Linked DNA regions of Homo sapiens: region 1 is linked to region 2. A link is a contact called in ENCODE Hi-C or POLR2A ChIA-PET data. All regions are on one chromosome and are shown on one strand. The core of a region is the stretch at or near the end of the contact, and the rest is flanking DNA. Distances in the headings are between cores, read along the strand shown.

Evidence for each region. Hi-C counts contacts between places; a loop is a spot of excess contacts on that map. ChIA-PET counts read pairs that join two places held with the same protein, here RNA polymerase II (POLR2A). Pooled maps may share reads with other maps.
Region 1: a loop to region 2 is called in a map of B cell, with 24 times the contacts of the local background. The contact joins the promoter of RFK here to the promoter of KLF9 in region 2. A Hi-C loop is called at or near these places in 1 of 168 maps with a recorded cell type or tissue (B cell), 1 of 37 single-sample maps with no recorded cell type and 8 of 50 pooled maps. POLR2A ChIA-PET finds 5 or more read pairs at or near these places in 1 of 52 experiments (T-cell).

Annotation. Positions count from the first base shown.
Region 1 is chr9:76,389,981-76,397,728 of GRCh38, reverse strand. RFK (riboflavin kinase) reads left to right here and starts at 3,303. Exons shown (of 4, transcript NM_018339.6): 1 at 3,303-3,639; 2 at 5,160-5,311. The coding sequence starts at 3,558. It also overlaps a transcript of GCNT1 not described here. RefSeq lists enhancers at 2,645-2,884, 3,062-3,356, 3,219-4,032 and silencers at 3,165-3,224, 3,245-3,324, 3,365-3,854.
Region 2 is chr9:70,410,794-70,418,624 of GRCh38, reverse strand. KLF9 (KLF transcription factor 9) reads left to right here and starts at 3,968. Exons shown (of 2, transcript NM_001206.4): 1 at 3,968-5,766. The coding sequence starts at 5,262. It overlaps KLF9-DT (KLF9 divergent transcript), which reads right to left and starts at 4,435. Exons shown (of 4, transcript XR_001746710.3): 1 at 4,215-4,435. LOC124900273 (a long non-coding RNA gene) reads left to right here and starts at 5,819. Exons shown (of 2, transcript XR_007061576.1): 1 at 5,819-6,275. RefSeq lists enhancers at 4,256-4,385, 4,726-4,805, 4,634-5,487, 5,826-5,935, a promoter at 4,117-4,919 and silencers at 5,096-5,275, 6,011-6,203.

The DNA.
Region 1 (7,748 bases), core at 2,054-4,553, 6.0 Mb before region 2:
AAAATGATCAGAATTCTTCCTTCTTGGGAGGCCGAGGAAGGTGGATCACTTGAAGCCAGGAGTTCCAGAACAGCCTGGCCAACATGATGAAACCCTGTCTCTATTAAAAATGCAAAAATTAGCCGGGCGTGGTGGCATAAACCTGTAGTCCCAGCTACTCGGGAGGCTGAGGCAGGAGAATCACTTGAGCCCGGGAGGTGGAGGTTGCAGTGAGCCGAGATTGCGCCACTGCACTCCAACCTGAGTGACAGAGTGAGACTCTGGTTCAAAAAAAAAAAAAAAAATTCTTTCTTCTATATCCTATGCTGATAACACAGTAATTACCCATATGACTTGACATGTAAATGGTAGTTTTAAAGATTGGAGCCTGACTGCTCCATCTTAAACATTCTACAAGACTCTCCTTTTTTTTTTTAAATCTATCTATTTATTTATGTATTATTTATTGAGAAGGAATCTTGCTCTGTCACTCAGGCTGGAGTACAATGGAGCAATCTCGGCTCATAGCAACCTCCGCCTCCTGGGTTCAAGCGATTCTTCCGCCCCAGTCTCCCGAGTAGCTGGGATTACTGGCATTCACTGCCATGCCTGGCTAATTTTTGTATTTTTAGTAGAGACCGAGTTTTGCCATGTTGTCCAGGCTGGTATTGAACTCCTGGCCTCAGGTGATCCACCTGCCTCGGTCTCCCAAAGTGCTGGGATTACAGGCAAGAGCCACTGCGCCCGGCCTATTTATTTTTTTAGTGACCGTGTCTTGCTTTGTCATTAGGCTGGAGTGCAGTGGTTCAATCACAGCTCACTGCTGCCTCAAATTCTGGGGCTCAGGCGATCCTCACTCCTCAGTTTCCCAAGTAGCTGGGGCTATAGGCACGAGCCACCACCACCTGGCTGAGACAGAGTCTCGCTCTGTTGCCCCATATGGAGTGCAGTGGCGTGATCTCCAGCTCACTGCAACTGCCGCCAGGTTCGAGCGACTCTTGTGCCTCGGCCTCCAGGGTATCTAGGACCACAGGTGAGCGCCACCACTCCCGGCTAATTTTTGTATTTTTTGTAGAGACGGGGTTTCACCATGTTGCCCAGGCTGGTCTCCAACTCCTGAGCTCAAGTGATCCACCGGCCTCAGCCTCCCAAAGTGCTGGGATTACAGGCATGAGCCACTGTGCCAGGCCCTGGCTGATTTTTAAAATTTTCTTTCTTATTTTCTCCTCTTCTTTTCTTTCCCCTTTCTTCTTTTTTTTCTTGTTTCTTTTCTTTTCTTTCTTTTTTCTCTCTTTCTTACTTATTTTTATTTTAAAATTTTTGGATAGACGGAAGTCTCCCTATTTTGCCCAGGCTGGTCTTGAACTCCTCAGCTCAAGAGATCCGCTCACCTCGGTCTCCCAGAGTGCTGGGATTACAGGCGTAAGCCACCATGCCCCGCCCATTTTTATACGTTTAGGTTAATGCTTTCCAACAAAGCTGATGAGAGGATTACATGAGACAGTGTGAAAAATACTTAGCATTTTCTCTATTCTTAAAACCACCCCTCCTCATTTACCTCCTATGATTCATTTAATTATTTTATCTCATTTAATTCTCATACCTTCTTGCAACCTAGGGCTTAGTGGCGTAAGACCCAGGGATGATTTATCAAGTTCTCACCTCCAGGCTTTTCTTATTAGGTGTATCACTGCTGATGAAGTTAAAAATATACCATTCTTGCATATTGACTATTTTGAATTAAAAGCACTTGAAAAACAATAGATACAAAAAAATCATTCTGACCTCTTTTCTGTTTCTTAGAAGCAGATGAAATTACCATATGAGAGACATCCTCCCTATATTAGAAGGAATGCAGCACTCTTATTAAGGACGGGAGTCAAGAGTGAGAGAATCCTGTACACACCTTGCTAAAATAACTCTTAAGCCTCTCCAGATAACTTAATTGCTTTTCACAACTTGCTATTACTACTCTTACTACCGGTATTACTATTATCGTTATTCTCATTATTCTTTGTTTAATTCCGTATAGATAAGTAACTGACCATAATTGCTTCTTTGGGTCCTTCTCTCCCTTCCCTTCCCTTTTCTTCCCTTTCACTTTCCCTTCCCCTTTCCTTTCCCTTCCCTCCCTTCCTTCTTCTTCTCTAGTTCTTTTAAGGGGTGAGGGTGTCTCACTGTGTCGCCCAGTCTGGAGTGCAGTGGCGTTATCATAGCTCAGTGCAGCCTCGACCTCCTGGGCTCAATCAATCCTCCCGCGTCGGCCTCTCAAACTACTGGGAATACAGGCGTGAGCCACCAAGCCTGGCCTAGAACATAAATTTAATATCAGGTAAATCTTATCAGAGATGCATACATGTAAGGTAGAAAGAGACTACACGGTCTGCACAGAATTTTATACAAATGTATAGAGCAAAAAAGAAAAAAATTAAACTTCTCTGGATTCCATTGATTAAAAATTTAAAAAAATAAATAAAAAACTTCTTTGTCTTCGAGACGTTAAGAGGATGCACCTTCTTATAACCTTGCACCCTGCATATCCTGTGAGTGAGCCCAGAGCTACTTCCCTAGGAGCGTGCGTATTTACAGTTCCGAGGGTACGAAGGCCTCTATCTGCATTGCAGTAGAGGGACGGCCTGTTATCGGGCTTGTGAAATTGTCAAGAAGACAGCCTGGAGGGGACAGTCACCGCCCATGTCGGTAACCTTCCACTAGTCTCTGGGGTTAACAGCGTCACAGACAGGGACTTCTCCCTTGGAGCTTACATTCGAATATATTAATAACTCCAGAACGTGGTCAGTGGTCCTGGAGGACGACCGCTTCTGGTAGGGCGGCCAGGAAAAGCCTCTGTGAAGAGGCGATCTTTGAGCTGAATTTTGGAGCTTTAATAAATACTTAAAGAGCGAACGGAACGAGCGATGCCTGACGTTCAACCCAGCGGTTGCCAAGGAGCTAAAGAGCGTCTCACTTTGGCTTCCGGATTGTTATGAACAGGAGGAAGGAGAAAAAAAAACCAGAATTGTTCGAGAATTGTGCTTTCGCGGCTCTCAGGCTGAAAACGGGGTTTCCACATTAGTTCCCATCGCCAGGGGCTGAAACGAAGCCCGGGATCCAGACATTAGGCGCCTGGGGCGGGAGCCTGCAGCGGGAGCTTGCGGCGGGAGCCGGGCGAGGCAGCGGCGGGGCGGGGCCATGATGGGGCGGGGCTACGGAAGCCGAGCGGGCTCGAGGCGTTCGGCTGAGGAAGGGAGCGCACGCCGGCGGCGCGGAGGCCGGCTCTGCGCTTCGGGCCGCCCCCTCCCCCCACCCCGCTCACACCCGGCACTTACTTCGGCTGTCTCCGCTGCCCTCCAGCGGAGACGCAGCTCCTCAGGCGCCCGGCGGTATTTGTTGGGTCGGCGGCGTCAGGGATTCGCAGTGGCCTGTGGTCGGCGTCGTCCGGCCACTGGTGCGCCCCCGCGGCAGGCAGAGCTCACGCTCCTGTCCCCCGGCTGGTCCGGGGTCTGGGCGCCGCGTCGACGGCGGCTCCGCAGGACGCGCAGACCGGGCCGCAGCCCATTCCCCGAGCGGACTGCATTATGAGGCACCTGCCTTACTTCTGCCGGGGTCAAGTGGTGCGGGGCTTCGGCCGCGGCTCCAAGCAGCTGGGCATCCCCACAGGTGAGAGCAGGGCGGCCAGAGTCCCCCGGGCCGGGTCACGTGGGGAGCGGGGAGAGACGGCAGCCGGGGACTTGGGACCGGGGCGTGGGGCCTCCGGACCGCGGGCAGAGAGCACACCCTTCCTCCTCCCGCATCCCCTTGTCTGTGGCGGAGGACCGTTGGCTCGGTTGAGGGAGCTTGTCCCTGCTTCTGGCTCCGAGCTCCGCGGGGACGGGGTTGAGGGGTGGTGAGGGCCGGAAGCCCGAGATGAATCGCAGGATTCCCCGTTCACGCCTCCTTGGCCAGCCAAGGTACAGTTGGTCAAGCATTGCGCTTGTCTTGCCCATTAGAGACGTAACGTGGGCCAGAACGGCTGAACTCGCAAGCCGGGTCTAAGGTGGTTTTGTTTTTAATTTGTAATTATGTAATGTCCAAATGATAACATAGGTAGTTGAATGAGAGTCAGCTAACCTTCTTGGTCTGTCTACATTAATTTCAATAATCGAGACCTGACTGTAATTCATCCTTAGAAATACATGCCAGAGCTGCGTCTTGACTTGTTAAGTCAGCCTTGAGCTTGTGTATTTGAAAAATAAGAAGCTTTGGCCGGGCGTGGTGGCTCACGCCTGTAATCCCAGCACTTTGGGAGGCCGAGGCGGGCGGATCATCTGAGCTCAGGAGTTCGAGATCAGCCTGGCCAACATGGTAAAACCCCGTCTCTGCTAAAAATACAAAAATTAGCTGGGCATGGTGGCGCGTGCCTGTCATCCCAGCTACTCGGGAACCTGAGGCAGGAGAATCGCTTGAACCCAGGAGACGGAGGCTGCAGTGAGGCGAGATCGTGCCACTGCCCTCCAGCCTGGGCGACAGAGTGAGACACCGTCTCAAAAAAAAAAAAAAAAGAAAGAAACTTTTCAGGTGATTCAGTACCTGGTTAGGAAAGAACAGATCTGAAAAAATCCATCTACTCTGGTACTTGTTTTTTGCATCCTACTCAAAGAGTATGGATTTTTTTGGAGAGCTTTATATACTTACCTGGTACTTTATTCATAACCTATTCACATGAATAGGAGAGGGAAATCTGAGCCGGAAAATGGAAGGATGGGATTGATACTTACAGGCAAAGTTGTAGGAGTCTTGTGAATGTAATGATTTACATTAGCCTTGCATGTGATTTTTACAAATGTTTGTTTCTTATTATTATTTTGAGACAGAATCTGGCTCTGCCACTCAGGCTGGAGTGCAGTGGTAGTGCGATCATAGCTTACTGCAGCCTCCATCTGCTGGGCTCAACTGACCCTCCTGCCTCAGCCTCTCTGGTAGCTTAGACTATAGGTGCAGGCCACCATCCCCAGCTAATTTTTTAATAGAGGTAAGATCTCACTATGTTACCCGGGCCGGTCTCAAACCCCAGAGCTCAACATGAGCCTCCTGCCTTGGCCTCTCAAAGTCCTAGAATTACAGACATGAGCCACTGCACTCGGCTACAGGCATTTAATACGAAATTTGTAAGACTCAAAATATTTTCTTCTGTTGTTTAGCTAATTTTCCTGAGCAAGTGGTAGATAATCTTCCAGCTGATATATCCACTGGTATTTACTATGGTTGGGCCAGTGTTGGAAGTGGAGATGTCCATAAGATGGTGGTGAGCATAGGATGGAACCCATATTACAAGAATACGAAGAAGTCTATGGTAAGCATTATATTTTGCTCTGTAACCGAAAATGGTATGATGACTTAGAATAATATATTACAGTATTCGTTACAGAAATAGCTTATCAGTGGTAATCACAACGTAGTTCAAATACTGGAATTTTGGGCAATCTCTGTCTTTTAATTGGAGAGTTTAATTCATTTACATTTAAAGTAATTTCTGATAAGGAGGGACATCTACTGTTTTGCTATTTGTTTTTTATATGCCTTATAACTTTTATGTCCCTCATTTCCTCTATTACTGCCTTTTGTGGTAGTGTGCTTTTTGTTTTGTTTTGTTTTGTAGTGACATTTTAATTCCTTTCTCATTGCTTTCTGTGTATTTCTATAGATACTGTCTTTGTGGTTACCATGGGGTTTATATTTAACATCCTGAAATTCTAAAAGTTTAATTTGAGTTTATACCAACTTAATTTCAATAGCATACAGAACTCAGAAATTGCATCTTTTTTTTTTTTTTTAAAGATGGGGTCTCACTATGTTGCCCAGACTGAAGTGCAGTAGCTGTTCACAGGCCAGGTTGTAGCACACTGTAGCTTCAAACTCATGGGCTCAAGTAATCCTCCTCCAGCCTCCAGAGAGCTGGGACTATAGGTACATGCCACTGCCTGCATCTGGCTCAGATTACATCCTTATACATTGTGGTACCCAATAACAAAGATTAATAATTGGTTTTTTTATGCATTTATTTTTTAAATTATGTAGAAAATAAAGAGTGGAGTTACAAACCAAAATTATAATACTGACTTTGATAATTGCTGTCTGTGAAAGACTCACTTGACCAAAGATAAAAATGATTTAAAAGCCTGTTTCATAAAATTGAGCTTGCCACAATTAATGCACTTCATTCACCATTTACTTCATGCATCAATTGCGCTTGGTCACCCTCTTAAGATAAAACAGTTTACTACATGGATGGTGGATGGAGGATGGTGCTTATTGATACAGTCCCACATTGGTGCTTTTCTCTTTCCTTTTTAAACCACCTGAGGGTATACTTTTCTGCCCTACTCTTTACAGGACCCCACAACTTCAGTGTTTTATCTGTTAGATTTGGCTGAATCTTTTGTCAGCTCAAATGTGTGGCAAAAACAAATTACAGTGAAGCTAAATTTTGTTCTGTGTGGAGTTAATAGAAGTGAAGTGTGTCACTGCTGGAAAACTACAGAGCTAAATGCTGGCGTAAGCAATAGTAATGACGCAGAAGTACTTAACATTTTGCTCAGTATTTCAGTTATTTTTCAGTATTAATGATTTGAAAATTATTTTTTGGAGACAAGGAAAACAATCGAAAGATCACAAAATACCATTCTGTTGAATGAGGAAGGAAAAGAAGGGGAGGGGACAATAGCCCATAACTAATTTGTCTTTAGCTACTTAGATAACAAAAATGTTATTATACAGCCAGTTAAGGAATGCCTTTTGAGTGTTAGGAAAAATTGAATTTGAAACATAGGCATATCTTACCAGTGGAAAATTGAACTTTTGCTTGCCTTTGCCAGTAACACACATCTGTGAAGTGCCTGTGCCAGACCTTTGTCCTTTAAAAAAAAAAAAAGCGTTATCTTACTGACCTTAAATAAGTTCTTAGTAACACATCTAGATCCACTTCCTTTGTTGGAACTGTGTATTGTTGTATTACAAATTTCTTTCATTGTGTGTGTGTGTGTGGTTTTTTTTTTTTTTTTCTCAATGGTGTGTTGAAGAACAGAGTTTTGTTTTGTTTTGTATTTTCAGATAGGGTCTTGCTCTGTCACCCAGGCTGCAGTGCAGTGGTGCAATCTCAGCTCACTGCAGCCTCAACTTTCTGGGCTGAAGTGATCCTCCCATCACAGCCTCCCGAGTAGCTAGGACCACAGGCATGTGCCACCATGCTTGGCTATTTTTAAATTTTTTTATAGAGATGAGATTTCAGCATGTTACACAGACTGGTCTCAAACTTTTGGGCTCAAGCAGTCCTCCTGCCTCAGCCTCCCAAAGTGCCAGGATTACAGGCATGAGCATGGCACCCAGCCCAGAGGTTCTTAATTTTAATACAATCCAGTTCAATATTTTTTTTATAGTTAGTGCTTTATATAATCTGTTTCAGAAATCTTTGACTACTCCAAAGTCATGAAGATACTTGTCTGTGGTTTTTTTCTAAAAGTTTAATTGACTGACATATCTTCAAATTGACTTTTTTAGTATGGTATCTGATAGGGATTTAAATTAATATTTTTTTCCATATGGATGTAGAATTGACCCAGCCTATTCATTGAAAATACCATGCTTTCACAACAGTGCTGTAGTGTCACCTGGGACATAAATCAAGTGACCTTATATGTGTGTGAGTCCAAAAATTCACATACATACTTGGTTTGCTTGTCTTATCATAGGTCTTGATACCTAGTTGTATAAGCCCTCTAGTTTTGTTCTCA
Region 2 (7,831 bases), core at 2,719-5,218:
GGGAGAGGTCTGGATGCAGCCCAGAATGAGGTCCAACACGTGATCCTCTACCCCCAGTGGGCCATCTGTTCTCCTCCTTCCTTCCCGCCTGGAGGCTGGCAGTTCTGCCCGGCACGGTCCACCCCTCCCAGCAGGAAAGAGTGAGAAAAGCCAGAACTGGCAGAACCCAATACCTACAGAGTGTGATTTTAGCCTGAACTTCCCTGGTCCTTGAGCAGGGGTGACACCCGGCAATCTGTATTTTAAATCGAGCGCCAGGTGATTAGCTCCACCCTGCAAGGTGGGGAAACCCTGCCTTGGGGCACAGTTTGAATAAAAATCTCCAGGGGAGGGGCCTGGGAATCTGTGCTGCATATGCCAGGAAGTACCTTACTCCCCGCTAGGGTGAAAAATTTACCTTGGGCCAGGCGCGGTGGCTCACGCCTGTTAATCCCAGCGCTTTGGAAGGCAGAGGTGGGCGGATCACCTGAGGTCAGGAGTTCGAGACCAGCCTGGCCAACATGGCGAAATCCCGTCTTTACTAAAAATACAAAAATTAGCCGGGCATTGTGGCGCATGCCTGTAATCCCAGCTACTGGGGAGGCTGAGGCAGGAGAATCGCTTGAACCCTGGAGGCGGGGGTTGTTGCAGTGAACCGAGATCGTGCCATTGCACTCCAGCCTGGGCGACAGAGCGAGACTGTCTCAAAAATAAATAAATAAATAAAATAATACAATTTACCACGGAAAAAGAATAGGTTATTTGAACCCCCATTCCACTTTCTACAAACCAGCTTGAAGAAAGAAAAATCGAGACTATAAAATTAAGGAAGGGATTTTGAACACATTTATATTTGTGTCTGCTACCCATTAAATGTTGATTTAAGGTTTTCTGACCTTCACTGCCATAAAGAGCAGTATTTGTAGATGTACAGCAGATGAGATGGTATTTAAAGAACCCAAGTCTTGCCCCAGTTTTTTTCTCTAGGATTTTTTTTCTTTTGTTTTAGATCCCTTGAGTGTTTGGAGTTTGGGAGGAACTATTGGAGATTTATTAATCTAATCTCATCAATTTACAGATAAGGAAATAGCTCCCAGAGATTGTCTGAGGTTAGAGTTTATCTCAGACCCAAAGGCCAGCTCCTCACAGTGGTCTACAACGCTGAAACAGCTGACTGTAGGCACTACTTCTTATTAGAGCTAATAATGATAATACTGTAATTATTTTAGGATGCACAGAAAACAAGGCTGATATGTTCTGGCTACAGGCCCATAAGCCATTGTTTTGAGAACTTTGATAATAAAGCAAATTCTTAGGCAGAATTTAGAGAGGAAAGCATAAACTAGAAGCACACTTACAGTCTGAATTTTCATGCTCCTTCCGGTTGGTTTGTTTGGATTTTGAAAATGTGTATTTACAAAGACTAACTTGGGGGAAAACAGCCCTCTTACATTTATGTGGCATAATATATACTTTAGTGATAAATTATTTTAATTAGGAATGATTCATATTAATTTGGGATCATTTATTTTGCCAACATTTAATTGGGACAACCACATGCTGGCAAAACAGCCCAAGCCGGTTTTAATCATAAAACTATTATAATACGCATTCCAACACCCCCAAGGAAACTTCACTGTTGAAAATAGAAGAAAAAAATCCTGACATAGAAATAATTATTTGCTGATATGTTATTTTATATATACGTTTTTAACATATAAACTTCATGGAGGACAGAGTCTCTTTTCATTTCTGTATTCCCCCATGCCTAGCTCATTGCCAGGAACATAAATATCTGGAGAATGAATGAGTGGAAAAGGAGAAAAAAGAGAAAGCATTCTACAGTTCTAGAATTGCTGGGTTTAAAAAGATATTCTAAATCAAGTCAAGCAGCAGTTATGTTTGTAAATGTGTGAGAAATTCATGTAGATGAAATCTCAGTTTTCTTTCATTACTTTCTTTTGTAACTCTGAAATGAGTGAGTTTGGAGAATTCAGTGTTTATGTCCAGTTCAAACAAAGTGAAATTAAAGGGAATTAAAGAAAAGCTGGCAAGGAGTAAGGAAGGGAAAAGTTTATATTTTTAAAAAACCTAAAGTGACTGATGTATTCAAATTCCTGGATTATATAATCTTCAAGGAAAGATACAGACTTTTCCTCTATTCTGGAATAATGATGATGGTGGTCCTAGGGCTGTCTATAGATGTCCAGGCCCGAGCAGTCTGTTTCACCAGTACAATCCCAGTTAAAATGCAAGTCTGAGGGGTTGTACAGGCCATGATCATAGAGATCCTGGAGAGATCCCGCTGGTATATGCACTGGGCCTTGAGGCAGGCAAAGGTGCAATTTCTAAGTGATCGTGTATCCTAGGGGACAAAATTTGTCCCAGAAAAATCATGAAGTAGGCAAACTCCCCTGGGCTTCAGTGAATTCTTTTCTAAAATTAAGAGATTAAGTTCTAAAAATGCAAGAACTCCAAGATGGCTTGGAGTTTTTTATACACTGTATACCTACCTTACAGGGATGCATGCAGGGTGCTTGGTACAGGGCCTGACACAGAGTAAGCCCTCCATGAAAGGGGTCGGTGATAATGATGCTGATGGTGATGATATTCTTGGTTGCCCAGTATCCCCTATCTACACCTTTCTTCCACCTGCAGTCACCTACTGCAATATCTTCCCTGTACCACTTTAATATTTTTGTTGTTGTTTTCTTTATTTTTTTAAGCTGTACACTTTTATTGAACTGGTCTTGTCAGGTTTGTTATTTTTTAATTAAAATCTATTATACTCTTACTTACCTGAGCCACCCTTAGTTATGATTTAAAAAAAAACAAAAAAAACAGGGCCTTGCTCTGTTGCCCAGGCTGGAGTAGTACAGTGGTGTAATCAGGGCTCACTGCAGCCTTGACCTAGGCTGACGCAGTCCTTCAGCCTCAGCCTCCTGAGTAGCTGGGACTACAGGTGCGAGCCACCACGCCTGGCTAACTTTTTTTTTATTATTATTATTTTTGATGTACCACTTTAAAAACAAAGTCAAAAGAAACTACTGTAGATCTCACATTGGTAGAGTCAATTTGAGACCCTTGCCTCGGAGACCAGAACCTGGTGTAACTTTCTCTTAACAAAGGTTAATAGCCAGTGGGGGGTCAGGGTTGGAACTCACCGAATCTGCATCACATAGAATCAGGTACCTCTCACATTCACGAAAGTGAATTATTTTTAATGAATTGTGCTGACAGTATGCCTCTTGCAAAAAGAACTAGCCCTAGATTCTTTTCTAGCTATCAAGATGGAAAACAACCACATCGTTAATTCAGACGGAGGGGTAAACCAAGTTAATCAGACTCCAAGACCCATACTAATTGTTGACCAAGTAATGCCACAGTATTCCATGGCTAAGGATTTCCAGCTTGTTCCAGTCCCTAAAAATCTGTTCTGCACAGTTAATATTTCACAAAACCAAAAGGGCTTAGTTGCAAGCACAAAGAGCTAGAAATCAGGAGACTTGTGGTTTCTATTGAGTTCTATCATTATCTGTCTAATAAGATAAATAAGTCACTTCTCTGTAACTCAGTTTCCACATTTGTGAAGTGAGGGAAGAGAAACATGTCCTAAAAACCATGCAGGGGCTCTGGAAAGAAAAAGAGCTAAGAATGGTGGGTTTTTTATAAAAGTTACACAAATGAATGGTTTTTGTCTCCGTTTTTCTGAAAGTGGGTTAAAAATAGCCTCCAAATAAAGCTAAAAGAATTTATTTAGACTAAATTGCACCAGAGAAGTAGAGGAATTAAGAGATATGACAAGCAAAGATGGGATGTTTCAATGGAAGAATCTCAGGCAGTAAAAAGGCTATGCTGTAAAACCAGAACTTTTGTTAGCACTGCATTTTTAAGATGAATTGGTCATAGTTAATGTATTGGATGGAAGAATTTTTAAACATCTGCCCCAAAGTATGCTGCATCCAAAAAATATATAACAAAACGAATTCTTACTCATTTGTGTTTATTCTTGGACTTATCCTGACATAATGGGGTTTTTTTAATTATAGATTCACACTGCATTTATTCATCACCCCTGTCCTCTCATCCATAACTCAAATTTACTACCAGCAACACAAAATACAAAGATGTGTCCAGTTTCACTACAGCTCTTCGCGTTTACAAGTGTCGAGCGCTTGCTTTCGGAACGCCCTTGTGATTGGCCGAGCCAATGCCAGTGACATCAACCAACTTACTTTTGATTGGAAGGCTGGTTGCTGGGACTGTAGCGTTTGCAGGAAGTCACTTAACTGTTTGGGAGCTGGAAAACCGAAGCTGAAGTTCTCTTTTGCCATAGGAACGAGCGCAACTGACTAGGAAAGATGTGTCCCAAAGCTCCGCAAGCTGGAACGTGAGCCAGGAGGCCCGGACCGGCCACGGGACCGCGAGGCACTCCGAAAGTGTGCGGCTGCCCCTTCCCTGCCTCCCAGCTGTTACCCTTTTAAATGTCAGTGTTCGAGGCTGTAGGGGTAGCACGAGGCAGCGAAACGGAACAGTCGGATTGGCCGCACGCCTCAGTTCTAGACGCACCTCTCCACCGAAGGCCGTTCTGACTGGCAGGGGGAGAAAGTAAACAGAGTTGAATCACCCTCCCCACTGGCCAATTGGAGGGGGTTTGGTTTGTGACGTGATGGGATTCTGCGAAATTGTTACTGAGCAAGAGAATGCCGGAACGGTGCGGACCGGCCGGAGCAGGGGTTCAGAAGCCGTCAGTGGACTCGGGAAAAAGTGTCTCTTAGACCTGGCGCTCGGCGGGACCCTCGCCACCCGCGTCGGGGTGATCGGGTGAATGTCCTGGGGCTTTGGCTCGACGGCGAGGCGGCCGAGGGCGTGCACCTCTCTTGCAGTTTCCTCTCCCAGCGCCTCGGGGGCGTTTTCAGTCGAATAAACTTGCGACCGCCACGTGTGGCATCTTTCCAAGGGAGCCGGCTCAGAGGGGCCGGCGCGCCCGTCGGGGGATCGCGGCCGGCGCGGGGCAGGGGCGGCGGCTAGAGGCGGCGGCGCGGCGGAGCCCGGGGCCGTGGATGCTGCGTGCGGAGGCGCTGCCGGTTACGTAAAGATGAGGGGCTGAGGTCGCCTCGGCGCTCCTGCGAGTCGGAAGCGCCCCGCGCCCCCGCCCCCTTGGCCGCCGCGCCGTGCCGCGCCGCGCCGCGCTCGTCGTCCGAGGCCAGGGCAGGGCGAGCCGAACCTCCGCAGCCACCGCCAAGTTTGTCCGCGCCGCCTGGGCTGCCGTCGCCCGCACCATGTCCGCGGCCGCCTACATGGACTTCGTGGCTGCCCAGTGTCTGGTTTCCATTTCGAACCGCGCTGCGGTGCCGGAGCATGGGGTCGCTCCGGACGCCGAGCGGCTGCGACTACCTGAGCGCGAGGTGACCAAGGAGCACGGTGACCCGGGGGACACCTGGAAGGATTACTGCACACTGGTCACCATCGCCAAGAGCTTGTTGGACCTGAACAAGTACCGACCCATCCAGACCCCCTCCGTGTGCAGCGACAGTCTGGAAAGTCCAGATGAGGATATGGGATCCGACAGCGACGTGACCACCGAATCTGGGTCGAGTCCTTCCCACAGCCCGGAGGAGAGACAGGATCCTGGCAGCGCGCCCAGCCCGCTCTCCCTCCTCCATCCTGGAGTGGCTGCGAAGGGGAAACACGCCTCCGAAAAGAGGCACAAGTGCCCCTACAGTGGCTGTGGGAAAGTCTATGGAAAATCCTCCCATCTCAAAGCCCATTACAGAGTGCATACAGGTTAGCGGCGTCGCCCTCTCCCCCGGAGCTCTGGGGTTAGTTAACCTTTGGCCAGGCAGCGTTCCTGGGCGTTCGGGACACTGCACTCGGCCGAAAGGGTGCAAACATGTTGGATAAGATGCGGTTTAACTCTTTAAATAATTTAAATGTGCATTGGCGGAAAGCTCACTCTCTCCTTAATTGTCCCCGGCCTCCGGGAGCCACGGAGAGCCTTAAACTGGCGGGCAGAGCGAGTGCGGTGCGTGGCTTCGCGGGGAGTGGTGTCCGCCCCTCCCCTGTCCCGCCCCGCCCCCGGGACTCTCCCGCACCCCGCGACGGTGGGGCCACCCCACCTGGGAGACGCTGGCAGCGGGGAAGTCAGATGGCGTATCTTTTATTTAATTCTCTTGTCGGGTTGCAGAGAAGTGGTTGAAACCGAGGGGGGACGCGGCGCACTTTACTTCGAGCCTTTTAGGGATGACTAAGGACTCATTTAACTGGATGCCTGCTACTTTTTTGGGCTTGCCAAGGTGGTTTTAAATTTGGCTGGGAGTCCCCCGAGAGGTTTAAAATAACCCGGCTTCAGGCAGCATAGGAGTCTGATCAAGTAATGGTGGTTAACTTCACTCATGAGTCCTCCTGATGAGCCAGGTTTCAGAGCTGACTTTTTTTTTTTTTTTTTTTTTTTTTTTTGGCCATGTGACTTAGGTCGCACCCTCCACCCCTGAATCGCGGTTTGCAGGGAGGTGTGGTCCTTGCCGGAGGTCAAGGCTTGGTAATGAATGTTGGGCGGTTCTGGAGGCCTCAGGGAATAGTTCCTCCCAGGGAGGGTGAGAGGCATGGCCGTACAAATGAATGTGGCCAGAAAGACATCTATCTGCCTTTTAAAATGGGCTTTGGAGACTTCCAGGGACCTGGGTCATCCAATTCTGTTGGTTGTGTTTAACATGAACGGTAAAAGTTGGAAAGCATTCACATTTGGACATGCTGTCTTGACCATCTTCGGAATGGTTCTTTTACAAGCGCCATTCAGAGGTAGCGGGGCTTGGTCCTCTCAGATAAGCCTTTTGCCTCTGTCTTGTGACACCGTGTTTGAGAGGGTATTGTTGGAGTTAGTTGGAAAAGTGTTGTCATTTTTTGGTGTAATACCTCGATACTTTTAAGATGAGGTCTTGGGCCTGTGGTTTAAAAATGATACATGGAAAAAAATGATACTTGATTGGGGTTTTTTGTTTTGTTTTGCTTTCCTTTTTAAAAGAAAGGCCACGTAACTGCTTCTCATTCCATTTCCTTTGGAAACTTGTTCTTGTGGAGGTGGCTGCTGGCACCGGAATCAGACTGAATTTCCTCCATGGTTAATGCAAAATCAGGTTCTGTTTGGGGTCATCATTTAGGTTGCCATAAAACAGCACATTTTAAGGCTTGTATCTGTAAGGTTGCTGAAAGGCATGTGCCTGTGTTGGGGGATGTGACCTTTAGTGTGGCTCTGGGGGTGAAGTAGGGGTATATTAACTGGAGGGTGTTACTCACCAACAGCTGTTGGGCGGGCCTGGCTGTGTCAGCCATGTTCCCGGAGTTCAGTTGTTCCCATCGACACCCACTGCCACCTTGAGCAAAGGCATTTTCTCCTTCAGGGAGCTGCCCAGTCGTGCAGCCAGGGAGGCCTGCAGTTCCTCTGTGAGCTGCCAGAGTCTGTCCGACTCAGGAATAGGGTTTCCAGCGTTCTGGGCCATTCGGCTGAGTGATTTTTCTCAGGCATTTATAGAAATGGCTGCTTCTGTGTGCGTGCATGCGTGCTGCTCCTTAATTCTCCATAAGGCAAGTCATTCGGCTCAGCTGTTTCAGGAGAACCTTTTTCCCAGTCAGGAGTGGAAAACGAAGTGAGATGTTCATTCAGCTTTAAGTGCTACAGTCAGTGCTTTGAACCTAGGGATGTGGTGATTGCAGGTGCCTATGTTTTGGGGATCTCTAATCTTAGTGCATGGTTGAACAAAACCTCAGCCTGGGTTAATATTGTCGGAAGTGTATTCCTGCTAGAGGAGGTATGTGTTAAGGTTACTTTAAATAAGAGACTTGGAGGTCTCAT